Linked DNA regions of Homo sapiens: region 2 is linked to region 1. A link is an interaction called in ENCODE POLR2A ChIA-PET data of the cell type or tissue named here. Cell type or tissue: OCI-LY7. All regions are shown on one strand. Each heading gives the region's core, and the rest is flanking DNA. Links, peaks and the distances in the headings are about the cores only.

The links. Peaks named below come from ENCODE experiments on the same cell type or tissue, not always from the same donor. Only the 100,000 strongest peaks of a DNase experiment are listed, where the experiment ranks them.
Region 2: POLR2A ChIA-PET joins it to region 1 with 7 read pairs; 2 of 35 experiments call an interaction of 5 or more read pairs at or near these places.

Annotation. Positions count from the first base shown.
Region 1 is chr3:194,972,480-194,980,814 of GRCh38, forward strand. No RefSeq gene overlaps it. Among named protein-coding and RNA genes, the nearest start is that of XXYLT1-AS1, 120 kb to the right of the region's middle. In OCI-LY7, for the core only: no CTCF peak of the experiment used is centred there; a DNase peak (open chromatin) is centred at 3,262.
Region 2 is chr3:195,045,293-195,053,627 of GRCh38, forward strand. No RefSeq gene overlaps it. Among named protein-coding and RNA genes, the nearest start is that of XXYLT1-AS1, 45 kb to the right of the region's middle. In OCI-LY7, for the core only: no CTCF peak of the experiment used is centred there; no DNase peak of the experiment used is centred there.

The DNA.
Region 1 (8,335 bases), core at 110-8,109:
TAATCTTCCATCCAGTTCCTTTCTATTTTGGGAAAACCCAACAAATTCCACTGCATGGGCAATGAGAACACTCCAAAACTACTCATTCAGCAACTTGTATATTTAAGAATGCTGTTTTTCAAGTGTGGTGCATTGCTCTGCAGAACTGGCATTTTAAAAATAAAATTGGATTCATTTCCCGTAGACATGTTGCTGGTAATGTTCTGGAGAGTTGTTTCTCTTTCTAGAAGGGTTGGAGGTATAGAGAGTGCTTCCTGGTTAGTGCTGGAGCAAAGGAATGCTATGAAAAGAGATGGGTACGGGGAGGAAGGCCAAATATAGAAGCCGCTGCTTCAAGGGTCAGGATTGCAGACCTGGCCAGGACTCAAGTGGTCCGAGATATCCATACAGCAGCATGGGTCTCTCTCTCAAGGGCCCTGAATCTGCTCCCATTCCTAAGACACCGCAATTTAATAAAATCCTCTTTAAGCCCATCGCAGTGTACTTTAAGCCTGTGCTGTGCAAAGCTCTGAGATGATTTACAGTGAAAATTATTTACCATCCCCAGCCTGAAGAAGCCTCTTTACCCAGAAAAAAAAATACTTTAAAAACCTATAGACTCTAACAACACTACGCTTAGAAAAAAAAAATGTCAACCGTGATTAAGCATGTCTTATGTCGTACTCAAGTAGCTGTGCAGTTCGGCGGGCAGAACTGTAATTAACAATTAAGTCAATCAACAAATATGTATTTGTCTTTAGAAATGGGCCAGTTTAGCAACGCTCTAAAATTGTCAAAACATCCTCCTTTACTCAACAACCACACCCCAGCTACCTCACTCCCATACACACCTAACACTTTGTGACTTTGCGAAATAAACATGGCACAAATTTTTTTGAATACAGGATAGAGAGTCTTTCATTCTAGCAAGGACTGGATGGGCTGCATCCTTTGGACATGCTCCATAATGTTGGATTTTGCCCCAGACTCCTGCTCCAGGACCTCTCCCCCATCCCACCCCACCCACAGGTGCTCCCAGGGTTGCCCTTAGCAAATCAGAAGGTGGCCCAGCTTCATGCCTTTCCCCCAGGACCAGTCTCGGTAAATGGGCACAGCTGCCTCATGCATTCGGCGGCACTCTGACCTTTTCAAGGTACCCCCAGCTGTCTTGCCCGGAGTCAGGTCCTTAACACATTTACAAATAGTCTTCGCCAGGATTCTCAAGCAGTCAGCCCTTTTCTTCCTGAGAAAGAAGAGACTCTCGGGCTTCCGAACCCTCCAGAGCTGCTACGCATCAAGGACAAGCATCACCGAAGGGTCTCCTGTTGTGCATTTCTCCAAGATCCTTTGCAAGTTAAACAGTAAGTTCACTTCAGCCACGCCAACACCACTCACAGTCACTGGAGAGAAGCCAGGCGGAGCCTCAGCAAGGACATTTGGGCCCAGTTACCCTTGACTCGTTGGACACAATGCTGACCTCTCATCCCTGAGGCAACCCCAGCTCTCCCTGTCTCCATCCAGAAGGGTGAGTCTAGGTCAGTCCAGCAAATGCCAGTTTACAGAAAGCTGAGAGACCAATTCACCAAGAGACAATTTGCAGAGCTCAACTTGCCAAGCAAACACATCGCCAAACTTATCTAATTTGCTTATTAGAATGTTCAACAGGGCTATTCAGCATCACTAGTGGGAACCATTAAATTTTGGTAACTGATGATGAGATACATAGAAAAGTATATTTCAGCTGCAGCAACCAATTTTTTTTTTTTTTTTTTTTTTTTTTTTGAGATGGAGTCTCATTCTGTCTCCCAGGCTGGAGTGCAGTGGCGCAATCTCAGCTCACTGCAACCTCCTCCTCCTCCCGGGTTCAAGCAATTCTTGTGCCTCAGCTTCACACGTAGCTGGAATTTACAGGCATGCACCACCATACCCAGCTAATTTTTGTGTTTTTAGTAGAGACGGGGTTTTACCATGTTGGCCAGGCTGGTCTGGAACTCCTGACTTCAGGTGATCCACCTGCCTCGGCCTCCCAAAGTACTGGGATTACAAGTGTGAGCCACCATGCCCAGCCGGCTTTTCTAATGAAATTTTTCACTTGTCACTGATATTTTGGATGAGATTGTTTAGGCTAATGCTGACTTCCCGCAAACACTTTGAGGTTTAAGTCTGGATTATTATCCAGTGGAGTAAGTGAGCCCCTGGCCCTGGCCTCTCCAGAACCATTCAGTTTCCAATTACACCCACCCACAGAACATGCCCTCATTTCTGTGCGATCTGCCTCCCTGGTGCCTGTGCCCCTGGGCTCTATCAAGGTGGGCCTTGGCAACAGCTGTATCAGCCAACACAGCTGGCTCTGCTAGGGTCTGATGGTCTCCATGGATTGCTGAGAAAACTCCCAAGGGGGCTACAGCTAGGCCCCCTTGCCGACTTTGGGGGGACTGTGGCTGAAAGGCACGGCAGCTTGCCAGGCCCCTCCCTTGTTACCTTCCATGGTGGAGCCTGAAAAGTGGAAAATGCTCGCCTTCCCAGCTGCGCCTTCATGCAAGGGTGACCATGCAACCCAGCCCTGCAGTTAGCAGACAACCACATGGAGGAGCTCTGTTTAGGGACTTCTGGATGGTGGTATGCAGGGGGATGGTGGCAGTGAGGACCGTCCCCACAGATACCAAAAAGATGGCCTGCATTGTCTGTAAAGAGCTGAAAACAGTGATAGACCTGTGTGAAGGTCAATCTGCTTTTCTTTCTCACCATGTGCCTGCAATTCTAAATAAGGTCAGTGCTGTACCCCTTGTTCCACAGCCCGACCTGAAGAGCTCTGGAACTAGTGAAGGAGATGAATGCATTTGCAGGGAGAGTGACCACCTTCCCTCCAGTCGGCTCCACCTTCTTCATGACAGCAGCCTTCACAATGACAGCAGCCTTCACAATGACAGCAGTGACGAGGGCACCCCTCAAGGCTTCAGACCTTCAGGGCCTTAGGACTCATGTTCTGTTTTCTGGCTACACTAACGGAGCTAAGGGAAGGAGCCTCTGCTTCCGCTGCTCAGATGCTGGCTGGTGCCCGCCATGCCTTCATCATTCTCACATCTGATTCAGGGGCTCTCCCTTTCTCCAGGCTTGGGTTCGGGGAACCTGAGGGCCACTATCTGCTGGGTTCCATCAGCAAGTCCAGCAGCACAGCTGATCTGACAGGTGTCACATGACTCACAGGCAGGCAGGCTCAGTGGGACAAGTCCTAAACTAGGACTCAGGGGACCGCCTGGTCTCTGTTGTCTACTAACCAGCTGTGTGACCTTCAATAGGCCACTTCCCTTTTCTAAGCCTCAGTTTCCATAGCAGTAAAACCAGAGGGCCCTTCTCTAGAGAGTTCTTCCCGCCCTGACAGTCTCTCTCTCTCTCTCTCTCTCTCTCTCTCTCACACACACACACACACACACACACACACACATATCTGGGTGGGTATGTTTTACAGAAGTACTGTATTGCTCTACATTTTGTAACATGCTCTTAAGTTTTTGAGAAAATGATATACAGAAGGATTTGTAACTTCTTTGCTATTCACTCAAATGAATCCATTTTGTGTTTTAGTAGCTTCAGATCACTTCAACAGCCAATGCAAATAATCAAGACAGAAGCAGTGCAACCTCTTGGAGTTGGCCTATTTCCAGTGGTACAGCCAAACGCAATGGCATTATTTACCCAAATTGTTGGGCAACCAGCATGCACTGGAAGCAGATGCCAGCAGACGCCTTCCCGGACGCCAAGTCCTAGGAGTTGGCTTAGGCCCTTAGCTCAGGATGGAGGCAGCACCCACTGCATTGACACAATGCTGTGGGGTGATCCAGTCCTCAGCAACTACAGGGAGGATCCAGCCACTGGGGCAGACTGCACTTCAGGGACATCAGAAGCGGAAACCTGGGCTGGGGAGGTGCTTCCAAAGGAAACACCTGGAAGAGGGAGAAAGGATAAAAGAACCACCATCTAGATTAGGAAAGCAAGGCAGTTCCTGCCACCCAGAATAGTGTGTGCTGCTTGTTTGGAAAATGCATGATCATTTTCAGAGTCCTGAGGCCCGTCAGAGACTTTATGTCCAGCAGTGCCGATGGCCTGGTTCTCAGTCAAGGTAGTGGTCTGAGCTGCCATGGTCGGTCTCCTGCTCCAAACACATAGAAATTCTAGGTAAAGTACAGAAAATTAAATTTCAAAACCTATAACGAAGCTCAGAAGCTAAAAAAGCATCTGTGGATGCTCAAATAAAGAGGAGTCTTGCAGTGGTAATCAGGATTGAGCTACACCCTGTGTGTGCCTTAGAGGCTGGGTTTAGTTTTCAAGTTATCAGAAATCATATTGAGCTATAGAGATAGTTTATCACCCTGCATCTTTTAAAAACCAGATTAGGATATAATTTACATACAGTGAAATTCGCCCTTTTTAGGATATAATACTGTGAGTTCCGGCAAATAAATACAGTCATAGAACTACTACCCCCGTCAAGGCATGGAGCAGTTCCATCACCACGAACGTCCTTCTGCCCTTTGTAGCCAACTCTTCCCCCTCCCCTGGAAACTACTGGTCTATATTTGCCCTTCTATTTCTGCTTTTTCCAGAATTCCAGAGAAATGGAGTCATACGGTGTTTAGAAAGGCTGCAGCTTTAGTTCTTGCCCAGGAAGTGACACCAAGGCCACAGCCTTGCCGACAGCAGGAATACTAGGACTGAGTTCCCCAAATGAAACCAGGAGTCAGGAAAGGGCTCTCCTGTTTAGGAACTGGGATTAGAAAAACTGCTTGCTGGCCTGAATATTAGGCACAAAAGTGGGTCACTTACCTTGGACCATGAGGGAAACTGTCACCAATAAAATATCTGAACCTCTAGGTTGTATGACACAAAATTATGGACAGGTATTCTCATTGCTACCAGCACGGTGTGGATGTCCCGAGCCTAGAAACTCACATAAATACTGGTCTAGAAACTGTTTGCCCTTTAGAGGCAACAGATGCAATCACAATGTCATTCCAGAGGAACATCTCTGCAATCCAGGCATATGCAGGACCCCTCAGGAGATAGCTTCACCCACATAAATACAAAGCGCGCAAAGAAATCCAAAGCTCTGAGCAGTAAACAGCAGATTCAACCAGAAAACATGTCAGAAATGTAAAATTGTATAGAAGTCTGTGAGGGACTTTAAAATAGCTATATTTGAAGTATTTGAAGAACTCAAAGAAAGAATAGACTGATAAGAGGCCGGGCGCGGTGTCTCATCCCTGTAATCCCAGCACTTAGGGAGGCTGAGGCAGGCGAATCACTTGAGGTCAGGAGTTCAAGATCAGCCTGGCCAACATGGTGAAACCCCGTCTCTACTAAAAATACAAAAATTAGCCGGTGGTGGCTGCAGATGCCTGTAATCCCAGCTACTCGGGAGGCTGAGGCAGGAGAATTGCTTGAACCTGGGAGGTGGAGGTTGCAGTGAGCCAAGATTGCACCACTGCACTCTAGCCCGGGAGACAGAGCGAGACTCTATCAAAAAAAAAAAAACACAGAAAGAAAGAAAGAATAGACTGATAATGCAAAAACAGAATATTGTAGGAGACAATTACAGAAATGAATAATATAATAATTGGTTTTTAAAAACTAATGGTCAAGTTAAATCATCACTAGACAACTGAAAGAGGAATTAATGAGTAGGATGATAGAGCAAAGGAGATCACAGATATATAAAGAGATATGAAATCTGAGAGAGGAGTTCAGAGATGTGGAGGAGAGAGACTTATGCCTAACAGGAGCGTGAGAATACAGAGATGGGGAAAGAGGCAATATTTAAAGAGATGATGGCAGAAATATTTTTCAGAGATTAGGAAAGACCTATGGCCCCACATTAAATAAGCATACTAAGCCCAAAGCAGGATAAATAGACATAAATTCACATCTACAAGGAAAAAAAATGGTAAAAGCTAGTTTAATGAAGAGATAGATCACCTACAAAAGAATGGCTATCAGATTAACGGCAGAGCTTCCTTCATCAACATAGATATCCTAAGACAATGACTTATATCTTCAATGTGCTAAGAAAAAATGTCTTCCAAGGGGATTATAGTGTAGAACAGGTCCTCTCCTTCTCCTCCAGTATGTCTACACTTAAGAGGTCAATAGGGCCAGGTGCGGTGGCTCACGCCTGTAATCCCAGCACTTTGGGAGGCCAAGGCAGGTGGATCACAAGGTCAGAAGTTCAAGACCACCATGGCTAACATAGTGAAACCCTGTCTCTACTAAAAATACAAAAATTAGCCTGGCATGGTGGTGGGCACCTGTAATCCCAGCTACTCAGGAGGCTGAGGCAGGAGAATCACTTGAACCCAGGAGGTGGAGGTTGCAGTGAGCCGAGATCGTACCACTGCACTCCAGCCTGGGTGAGAGTGAGACTTCGTCTGAAAAAAGAAAAAAATATTCAATGTACCTGTGAAGGAGCTCTTGTTTATTGAGCATGTCCCTTTGAAGAAATGACTGAAGAGAGTCATTCCTCCGAGAGGTAGGAGCTGGTGGAATGGGACCTGCTAAGTCCACATTACCCAGGGACTGAGACTCGCTCCTTGAATTCTATATTCAAGTAAACTGGCGTTCAAGATATGCCAGGTGGATCAGCTAGACAGAGGTGAGCTAAATATTTGTTTAGATATATTAAGATAGTTTAAGGCCCAGAGATCCCCTCTGAAAGAACTTGAACTAGTCAACAATTCAGAGGGGAAATAGAAAGTGAACCCAGAAGAAAAGCACGACTGGAAAAAAAAAAAAACAAGTGTATTAATTTGCTAGGGCTGCCATAACCAAGTACCACAGAGTGGGTGGCTTCAACCGCAGACAGTTATTTTCTCCCAGTTCTGGAGGCTGGATGCCCAGGGTCAAGGTGTCAGCAGCTCTGGTTTCTGAGGACTCTCTCTCTGGCTCGCAGACGCCGGTCTTATTGCTCTGTCCTCACACGGCCTTTCCTCTCTTTGCAGACATGTGTCTGTGTCCAAATTTCTTCTTCTTTTAAGGACATCCATCATATTGGATTAAGGCCCATTCTAAACACCTCACTGTAACTTAATTACCTCTTTATTTTAAAGACCCTATCTCCCAATACAGTTACATTCTGAGCTATTGGGGCTTCAACATATGAATTTTGAAGAAACACAATTCAACCCATAACAGTAAGTGTGTACAAAGAAATTAGTAAGATCTAAATAAGTATTGAATCATCATTATCACCATCATCTCATCATCATCATCATCATCAATTTGGGAGATTTAAAAACATGAGGAATTAAAATAATAGAAATAGTAAAAAATGTGAGCAGTGAAAGGTTGTAAGTAAGAAATTTTGAGTGTATAAAATTACTGTTTTTATTCAGGAGAAGGATAAAGTGTTGATTAACTTCAGGCTTTGTTCAAAAAATACACAGTGAAGTATGCATATTATAAGCTTTAGGAAAATAGTGAAAGATCAGAAACACATGCATAATTTTCAAATCAGTAGAGGGCAAAAGAGGGAAGAAAATCTAATCAGTCTCACAGAAAGCCACAGAAAAGGAGTGGGAAAGGCAAAGAAACAATACATGAAGAATGCAAAATAAGATAGACAAAAATCCAAATCATCACAGTAATCACAGAAATCGTAAATGGATTAATTTTTCCTATTAAAAGATAGACACTCGGAGTACACTTCCAATGTCCAGATTATGCAGTTTGTAAGAAATGCACTAAACATAATGACAGAGCTTGAAAATAGACATAAAAAGATATACCAGGGGTATCCGTTATAAAGCTTTGGTTACAGGGTACAGAAGAATCAACCAAATTGGTTAATAATAAAGTAGATTTATTAGTTTAGATAAACAGACGTTGCAGAGGCAGGATCAGCTTCAGAGTAGCTTGATTCAGCAACAATCTCATTAAGGACCGAGCATCTTCCTATCTCTGCTCTCCCTTCCATGGTATCAGCTTTACTTTTAGGCTGGCTTCCCTTTGGGAGAAAATTGACTGTAGGATTTCTAGGTTTCATCTCACCTATCCCATCAAGAAAATTCGAGGCAATTCTAAAGAACAATAAGAGATTAGGGAATATGGCTTAACCAACAGGATATAAACAATTCTTATAAAGCTATACTAATAAAACTGGGTGATATTTATAGAGCAATAAAAAATAGACCAAATTAATAGATCAGAGAGCTTAGAGACTACATATATATAGATATACTTGGTGTTGGGACAATGGCTTTCCATGTAAAAGAATAAAATCAGGTTCCTATCTCATAGCATGCACAAAAATAAATTCCAGTTTGGCTAAAGCCTATATATTAAAAATATAACTTTTAAGCTACTA
Region 2 (8,335 bases), core at 40-8,039, 73 kb after region 1:
GGCTCACTGCCACCTCTGCCTCCCGATTCAAGTGATTCTCCTGCCTCAGCCTCCCCAGTAGCTGGGACTACAAGCGCGCCACCACACCCAGCTAATTTGTGTATATTTAGTTGAGATGGGGTTTCTCTATGTTGTTGAAGCTGGTCTTAAACTCCTAACCTCAGGTGATCCACCTGCCTAGGCCTCCCAAGGTGCTGGGATTACAGGCATGAGCCACCGCGCCCAGCCAGCAATCTGTCTTAACACCCTCTGCAGGTGACCTGGGCTGCACTAGAGGGCCTCGGTGGTGGAGACCGCGATGGGCCACTCAGACTTGGCTTCAGAGTGCCGCCAGGAGACCGCCCTCCACCCTCACTCCATGCGGGGGTTGGCCTGGGCAGCAGGAAAGCACCTTTCGGGGCAGCCTATAGGAGCTGAGTGATTGGCTTCAGGTTAAAGGCCCCTCACCCCCACCCAGGGCAGTGCTGAAGGGCCCTCCAGCTCCTGACCTCCTGGGGTCAGCAGGGGCTTCAGCCTCCTCCTCGACACAATCCTGCTTCCTTCCTTCTCCCCCACGGGCCTCAATCCCAAGAGCTCTCTCTATACATGCCCTGCACGCCAATCACTGTGGAGTCTGCTTCCCGGGGACTCCAGCCTGCGGTAGCCTTGACAGGCTCTGACATTCAGTTCCCTTCTCCGTTCTCCTCCTCCACCTCCATCACTACAGCATGTTAAGCACTCACTGTGTGCAGGGCCCGGGATGAGAACTTTAAGTGCACTGTTTTGTCAATTCCCAAGACCACCCTGGGAGCTTCATCTTACAGGTGAGGCTCAGAGAAGTTAAGTGACCTGCCTGTGTCCCCCAATAGTAGGTGGAGGGTCGGGGCTGCTCTGTCTGATGCCACAGCCCAGCTTCTATCCAGCTCACCCTCCTGCATCTCAGGGAGGCCCACACACTCATGCGGACCTCTGGAGTTGTGGTAGGGGGGTAAAGAAAGGGGGACTAGGAGCAGGGTTCTGAAAATGCCTGTGACACTCAGGAAAGTGCCAGCTGACCCTGGCTTCCCACAGTAACCCCAGGGCCAGCAGCCAGGGCTCCTGAGCCATGCAGGAGATGCAGCCCCTATCCTCTAGGAACAAACAGGCCCATGGGGAAAAACACATGTATGTCCCTACTACAGGGCTGCCTCTGATGAGCCAGGAGAGGGGGCCCGGGAGGACTGGGGAGACTTCCTCTAGGACATGAGATGCAGGGCACCAGGCAGAAGCCAGGGACGTGCAGGTTCTTGGCGAACCTGTAGTGTGGGATGGATGGCAGGGGAGGGGCCACAGCCAGGCCACAGAGCGGCAATGACTGGAGCTTCTCAGGAGGCCAGAGCCAAAATGGCCCTCCAAGGGCAGCCAACCTGGGTGGCCAAGCGGAGGAGCCCTCTGGGTGGGGAGGAACTGCCCAGGCCTCCGGGGCAATAGGAACAGCTGCAGGTCATTCCTGGAAAAGGAGAATTAACCCAAGCCAAGCCAAGGCCTCCCTGCCTCCTGGGAAAGGCACAGTGGGGTGGAAAGAATGGAGGCTTTGGAATCAGAAAGCTCTGGACCACCCCTCAGCTCTCCCACATGCTAGGGATGTGGCTCTGAGCAAGCCATTTAATTTCTTGAAGCCTTGTGTCCCTCATCTATTGAATGGGCACAATGTCCCCTCCTTTCATGTTTAAATAACATGATGTATATCTAGCACGTGGAATTGAGCAGGCTCACAATGGCCGTTCCATCCTGTTCCACTTTATTTCAAGGCCAGTGACTTGGAAATTAACACGAAATGCCCACCACTCCTCCTGGAATGTGGCAAGTTATATTCAGTGGACCCTTCCTCCATGTAGAAGGCTCTTGGCCATCCTTGAAGATCCGTTCCAAAAGCTCCCTCCATCTTTTTTTGTTTGTTTGTTTGTTTTTGAGATGGAATCTTGCTCTGTCACCAGGCTGGAGTGCAGTGGCACAATATTGGATCGCTGCAACTTCTGCCTCCCGGGTCGGAGCGATTCTCCTGCCTCAGCCTCCCGAGTAGCTGGGACTACAGGCACGCACCACCATGCCCAGCTAATTTTTGTATTTTTTGTAGAGACGGGGTTTCACCGTGTTGGCCAGGATGGTCTCGATCTCCACCTCGTGATCCACCCACCTTGGCCTCTCAAAGTGCAGGGATTACAGGTATGAGCCTCCATGCCTGGCCACTCCCTCCATCTTTACATGGTCCATCTCTCTCCTCCAAGGCACTCCTCACATGGAGGACGTTTCTGTCTTACAGTCCATAAAACCAGAACAGATGAGAGAGTTGAAAGGGACCTCGATTCTGAGATACTCCAGAACAGCAATTGTCTCAAAAGGTTTCTGTGGATAAATACATTTGGGACATGCTAGGTTAAAAATAAACATGGCCCTCTCCTGCAGGACTGATCAGAGCCTTTAATGCACTGAGGAGCACTAAGAATCCCCAAGAAGGGGATCCAGTGTGAATGGAGTGTTTCTTAAACATTTGCCCAAGAAACTTTTTTGACCACAGAGTAAGTATCCTTTAACATGGGGATACTGATCTAAGCTCATAATTATTTTATAGATGGGAAATTGAGGCCCAGAGTGGCGAATTAATATACTCAGAGTCACACAGGGTATCAGAAGCAGAGCTGGGGCTGGAACCCAACCTCCTCCCTTTCAAGGGTCCTAGAAAATGGTGTTAGTTGTTTTCCAACAGCTGCTTGGACAAGAGGCGGCAGATACAAATGAGTCCATGGTGCCTCGTCTTGCTGCTCCCGTGGAAGGAGGTCGCACACACCACCCCACTGCCATTCTCACCTCTCTCACTCCTGATAGTGCCGGTCCCTCTGCATCCTGTTGCACTGCTCTCTGCCTCCGTTTCTTACCAGCACCTTCTGTATGGCCAGAGCTGTATGCCCAGCTCCTCCCTCAGCCTAGCTGCCGGCAGAGCTCCATGAATATGAGGAAACGCGAGTCAGTGGAGAAGGAGCCCCATCAGCCTGCAGCACTGGGGCTGGGGGTGAAAACAGAAGCAGGCAGGGGACAGCTTGGCACCAAAGCCACCTGCAGACACGAAGAGAATAAAGGTGTCCCTTTCCTCTGCAGGGAATGCTTTACTTATTCCAGCAACATTTAGGTGGATATGTTGCCCCACTTCTCAAAGCAAGCTGTCCACTTCCTATACTTAGGCAAGAGTGAGCAGACTGATACTGGGTTTCAGCTAAGAATAGGCCTTTGGCTGACCATCTAAAGTCAGGCCATCCTCGTGCTGCTCTGCTGTTTCATGCACTGGGGACATGGTCTTTAGGGTCCAGTGACTGTCAGAAAGGGAAGCAGCCTCCAGCCATACAATCAATCCATCGCCCATCCGTCCAGTCATCCGATCAACCAACCAGACACCAAACAGCTTCCTATCCACTCACCTGTACGTTCAAGGGAAACAGGCAAAGGATTGCATCAGCAGTGATATGCTGATTAACCACTTGCTCTCCGGAACAAAAAGCCCTGGCTTGTGCCATTTGCCAATTTCCATGGTGTTACTATTCCCACAATTTTAAGTTACCAACGTGATGTCACTGATGTGGAACTGGGAAAAGATGGATAGTAGCACACTCTCATATAGTATTTCTACCATACACATACAGATAACCTCAAGGGCATAGATTATAGTAAAATGTAGGATGATAATTAATAATTGATGTATTTTGAATATTGACTACCTTTGTTTTTAGGATCTAATTGATGGTTTATCTAATTTAATTATTTATTTATTTTTGAGATGGAGTCTTGCTCTGTTGCCCAGGCTGGAGTGCAGTGGCACAATCTTGGCTCACTGCAAGCTCTGCCTCCCGGGCTCAAGTGACTCTCCTGCCTCAGCCTCCTGAGTAGCTGGGACTACAGGCACCTGCCACCATGCCCGGCTAATTTTTGTATTTTTGGTAGAGACAGGGTTTCACCATATTGGCCAGGCTGGTCTCGAACTCCTGACCTTGTGATCCGCCCACCTTGACCTCCCAAAGTGCTGGGATTACAGGCATAAGCCACCGCGCCCAGCCAATTTAATTTTTAATAATGGTTGTTTTGAACAACTGGATCACAAAATTCTTGAAAAATTAATAATCAGCTTTCCCAATATGAGGTGGCTCCAGCTCAAGGTAGATTTGGAACACAAAGGAAAAAGTTCTTCTATACTGGAAGCAGGAGTTGAAAGGCGATCACAGTGAAATAATGACAGTCAACTCCTGTAAGTCTATACTAGGGAAGGAGACCAGTCTGACTTAGCTATGTCTGAAGCACACAGTTTAAAACGATCTTTAATTCTTAAAAAAAAAAAAAAAAGCTTTTATTTGAGGTTCAGGGGAACATGTGCAAGTTTGTTATATAGACTCATGTCATGGGGGTTTGCTGTACAGATTATTTCATCACGTAGGCACTAAGCCTAGTATCAAGCACTTAGCTTTTTTGCTCCTCTCTTCCTCCCACCCTCCACCCTCAGGTAGACCCCAGTGTCTCGTTCCCTTCTTTGCGTCCATGTGTTCTCATCATTTATCTCCCACTTGTGAGAACATGGGGTATTTGGTTTTCTGTTCCTGCATGAGTTTGTTAAGGATAATGGCCTCCAGCTCCATCCATGTTTCCTCAAAAGACATGTCTCCTTCTGTTTTTTTTTTTGGCTGCATAGTATTCCATGGTGTGTATGTACCACGTTTTCTTTATCCAATCTGTCACTGATGGGCATTTAGGCTGGTTCTATGTCTTTGCTATTGTGAGTAGTGCTGCAATGAACAGTCAGGGCCATGCGTCTTTATAATACAATGATCTCTGTTCCTCTAGGTATATACCCAGTAATGGGATTGCTGGGTCGAATGGGAGTTCTGCTTTTAGCTCTTTGAGGAATCGTCACACTGCTTTCCACAATGGTTGAATTAATTTACACTCCCATCAACAATGTATAAAAAAAAAGTCTTCTTTTCTCCACAACCTTGCCAGTATCTGTTCTTTTTTGACTTTTTAATAATAGTCATTCTGACTGGTACGATTTGCATTTCTCTAATGATCAGTGATGTTGAGCTTTTTTTCAAGTGCTGTTTGGCCCCGTGTATGTCTTCTTTTGAAAAGTGTCTGTTCATGTCCTTTGCCACTTTTTTGTTTGTGTTTTTCTTATAAATTCGTTTAAGTTCCTTATAGATGCTGGATATTAGACCTTTGTCAGATGCATAGTTTGCAAACATTTTCTTTCATTCTGTAAACTGTTTACTCTGTTGATAGTTTCTTTTGCTGTGCAGAAGCTCTTAAATTTAACTAGATCCCTTTTGTCAATTTTTGTTTTGTTGCGATTGCTTTTGGCATCTTCGCCATGAAATCTTTGCCTGTTCCTATGTCCAGGATGGTATTGCCTCGGTTGTCTTCTAGGGTTTTTATAGTTTTGGGTTTTATATTTAAGTCGTTAGTCCATCTTGAGCTGATTTTTGTATGTGATGTAAGGGAGGGGTCTATTTTCAGTCTTCTGCATATGGCTAGCCAGTTATCCCAGTACCATTTATTGAATAGGGAGTTCTTTTCCCATTGCTTGTTTTTGTCAGCTTTGCTGAAGATCAGATGGTTGTAAATGTGTGGCCATATTTCTGGGCTCTCTGTTCTATTCCATTGGTCTGTGTCTGTTTTCGTGCCAGTAGTATGCTGTTTTGGTGAAGTATAGTTTGTAGTATAGCCGTGTAGTATAGTTTGAAGTTGGGTAATGTGATGTCTCCAGCTTTGTTCTTTTTGCTTAGGATTGCCTTGGCTATTCGGGCTCTTTTTTTGGTTCCATATGAATTTTAAAATACTTTTTTCTAGTTCTGTGAAGAATGTTGTTGGTAGTTTGATAAGAATAGCATTGAATCTATAAATTGCTTTGGGCAGTATGGCCATTTTAATGACATTGGTTCTTCTTAGTCATGAACATAAAATGTGTTTCCATTTGTTTGTGTCATCTCTGATTTCTTTGAGCAGTGTTTTGTAATTGATTTCTTTGAGCAGTGTTTTGTAATTCTCATTGTAGAGATCTTTCACCTCTCTGGTTGGCTATATTCCTAGGTATTTTATTCTTTTTGTGGCAATTGTGAATGGGATTGCCTTTCTGACTTGGCTCTCAGCTTGGCTGTTGTTGGTGTATAGGAATGCTCGTAATTTTCGTACATTCATTTTTTATCCTGAAACTTTGCTGACGTTGTTTACCAGTGGAATGAGCTTTTGGGCTGCGAGTATAAGGTTTTCTAGATGTAGAATCATGTCATCTGCAAACAGGGTTGGTTTGACTTCCCCTCTTCCTATTTGGATGCCCTTTATTTCTTTCTCCTGCCTGATTGCCCTGGTCAGGACTTTCAATATGTTGAATAGGAGTGGTGGGAGAGGGCATCCTTGTCTTCTGCAGGTTTTCGAGGGAAATGCTTCCAGCTTTTCCCTGTTCAGTATGGTGTTGGCTGTGGGTTTGTCACATAGATGGCTCTTATTATTTTGAGGTACATTCCTTCAATACCTAGTTTATTGTGAGTTTTTGACATGAAGGGATGTTGACTTTTCTGAAAGCCTTTTCTACATCTGTGGAGGTAATCATGTAGATTATCTTCAGTTCACGACATATTTAATTCCATTGCATTCATGTATCCTGAATAATTTCAGTCCTATTTTGCTTTCCAGGGTCAACAGTATTCAGTTAAGCACCACTTTCTTCTTGAGCAACTTTCTTCTCTCGGTTCTTCTGGCCCCTTCACTTTGTTGTTCCCCTGTTACTTCAATCTCCTTTGCTAATTCCTCCTCCTTTTCAGCTCAGTGTGTGAATGTTGGAGTGTTCGGAGTTTGGTCCTGGGCCCTCTTCTCACTATTTACACTCTCTTCTTAAGGATTTCAATTAGTCCAGAGGCTCTAAATATCATGTATCAGTGCTTTCTTATTTTTTGTCTAAGCGTCACATAGAAATAATTTTTTAAAAACCCAAACAGTGCTAAAAAGCTTATTTTTAAAAAGCAGGAGTATCTTATCTATCTTCCCCACACCTCTTCAGAAACAATCTCTTTTCATTTGTTTCCTTCCAGGATTTACCTATTTATCTCCATATTTCTAAACAGCATGCATATCTTGCTAGCCTTTTTACAATCAATTTTATATAAATGTGTGTGTGTGTGTGTAATTTTTTTTTTTTTTTGAGATGGAGTCTCGCTCTGTCGCCCAGGCTGGAGTGCAGTGGCACAGTCTCGGCTCACTGCAGCCTCTGCCTCCCAGGTTCAATCGATTCTCTGCCTCAGCCTCCCGAGTACCTGGGATTACAGGCACGTACCACCATGCCCGGACAATTTTTGTATTTTTAGTAGAGACTGGGTTTTGCCATGTTGGCCAGGCAGGTCTCGAACTCCTGGCCTTAACTGATCCACCTGCCTCAGCCTCCCAAGGTGCTGGGATTACAGGTGTGAGCTACCATGCCCAGCCTCGATTTAATATATTATCTGTTAACTTCTTATTATAGTAAATAATGATTTGAGATATTTTACATCATCTATTTCCCTCTTTGCACTTCAAGTTTTAAAAAAAAATCTGTAGTAGTATTTCACTGATAGGATTAAGTTAATATTTTCATTGATGGGCCCAGCAAATGCATATTCTTTCTTTAAACCTTTTTTTCTGGAGTCAATAATTTTTATTTGCTTACTTTTTGTTGTTGTGGTTATTGCTGTTTTACTCTCTGGCTAGCTCTCCCTGCACCCTCTAAGGCCTGTCAGTTATTCGCATGGTCAAGTATGTCACTACTTTGTCAGTTCCACTTCCCTCCAAACCCCTCCCACCTCCCGCTCCCACCTCCCACTCCCATCTGCACTGCCGCTCTCCCAGCCTGCTGCACAGCCGAGCATCCCCTTCAATTCCTGGCTCCATTAGCCCCCTGCTTCCTGGATCTTGTGCATTCTTTTTTCTTGGTTTACTTCCTTGCAATGGTGACGCTTTCCTCCTGAAGCTTTCCGAGAAAGGAGGCAAATGTTCTAAGAGTTTGTGTGCTGTGTCTTCATTCTTATCTCACACTTGACTGGAGTTTCTAGGATTTTCTTTTTGTCTGATATTCTTAAATTTCACATTGATTGCATTGAGGTCAGCCTTTTTACCTTCTTTGTACTGTGCATTTCTGTCTTCCAGTTCTAGCAACTTTTCTTACATGATTTCTTTGGTACTATCCTCCAAATTACTTAGAACTTACACTGGGCAGATGTTGAAACTTCTAATTTCTGAAAATATATTTTTCCCCTATTTTTCACTTTTGTCTTTTCCCCTCTCCTTTCTTACAGAATTCCTCTAATTCGTT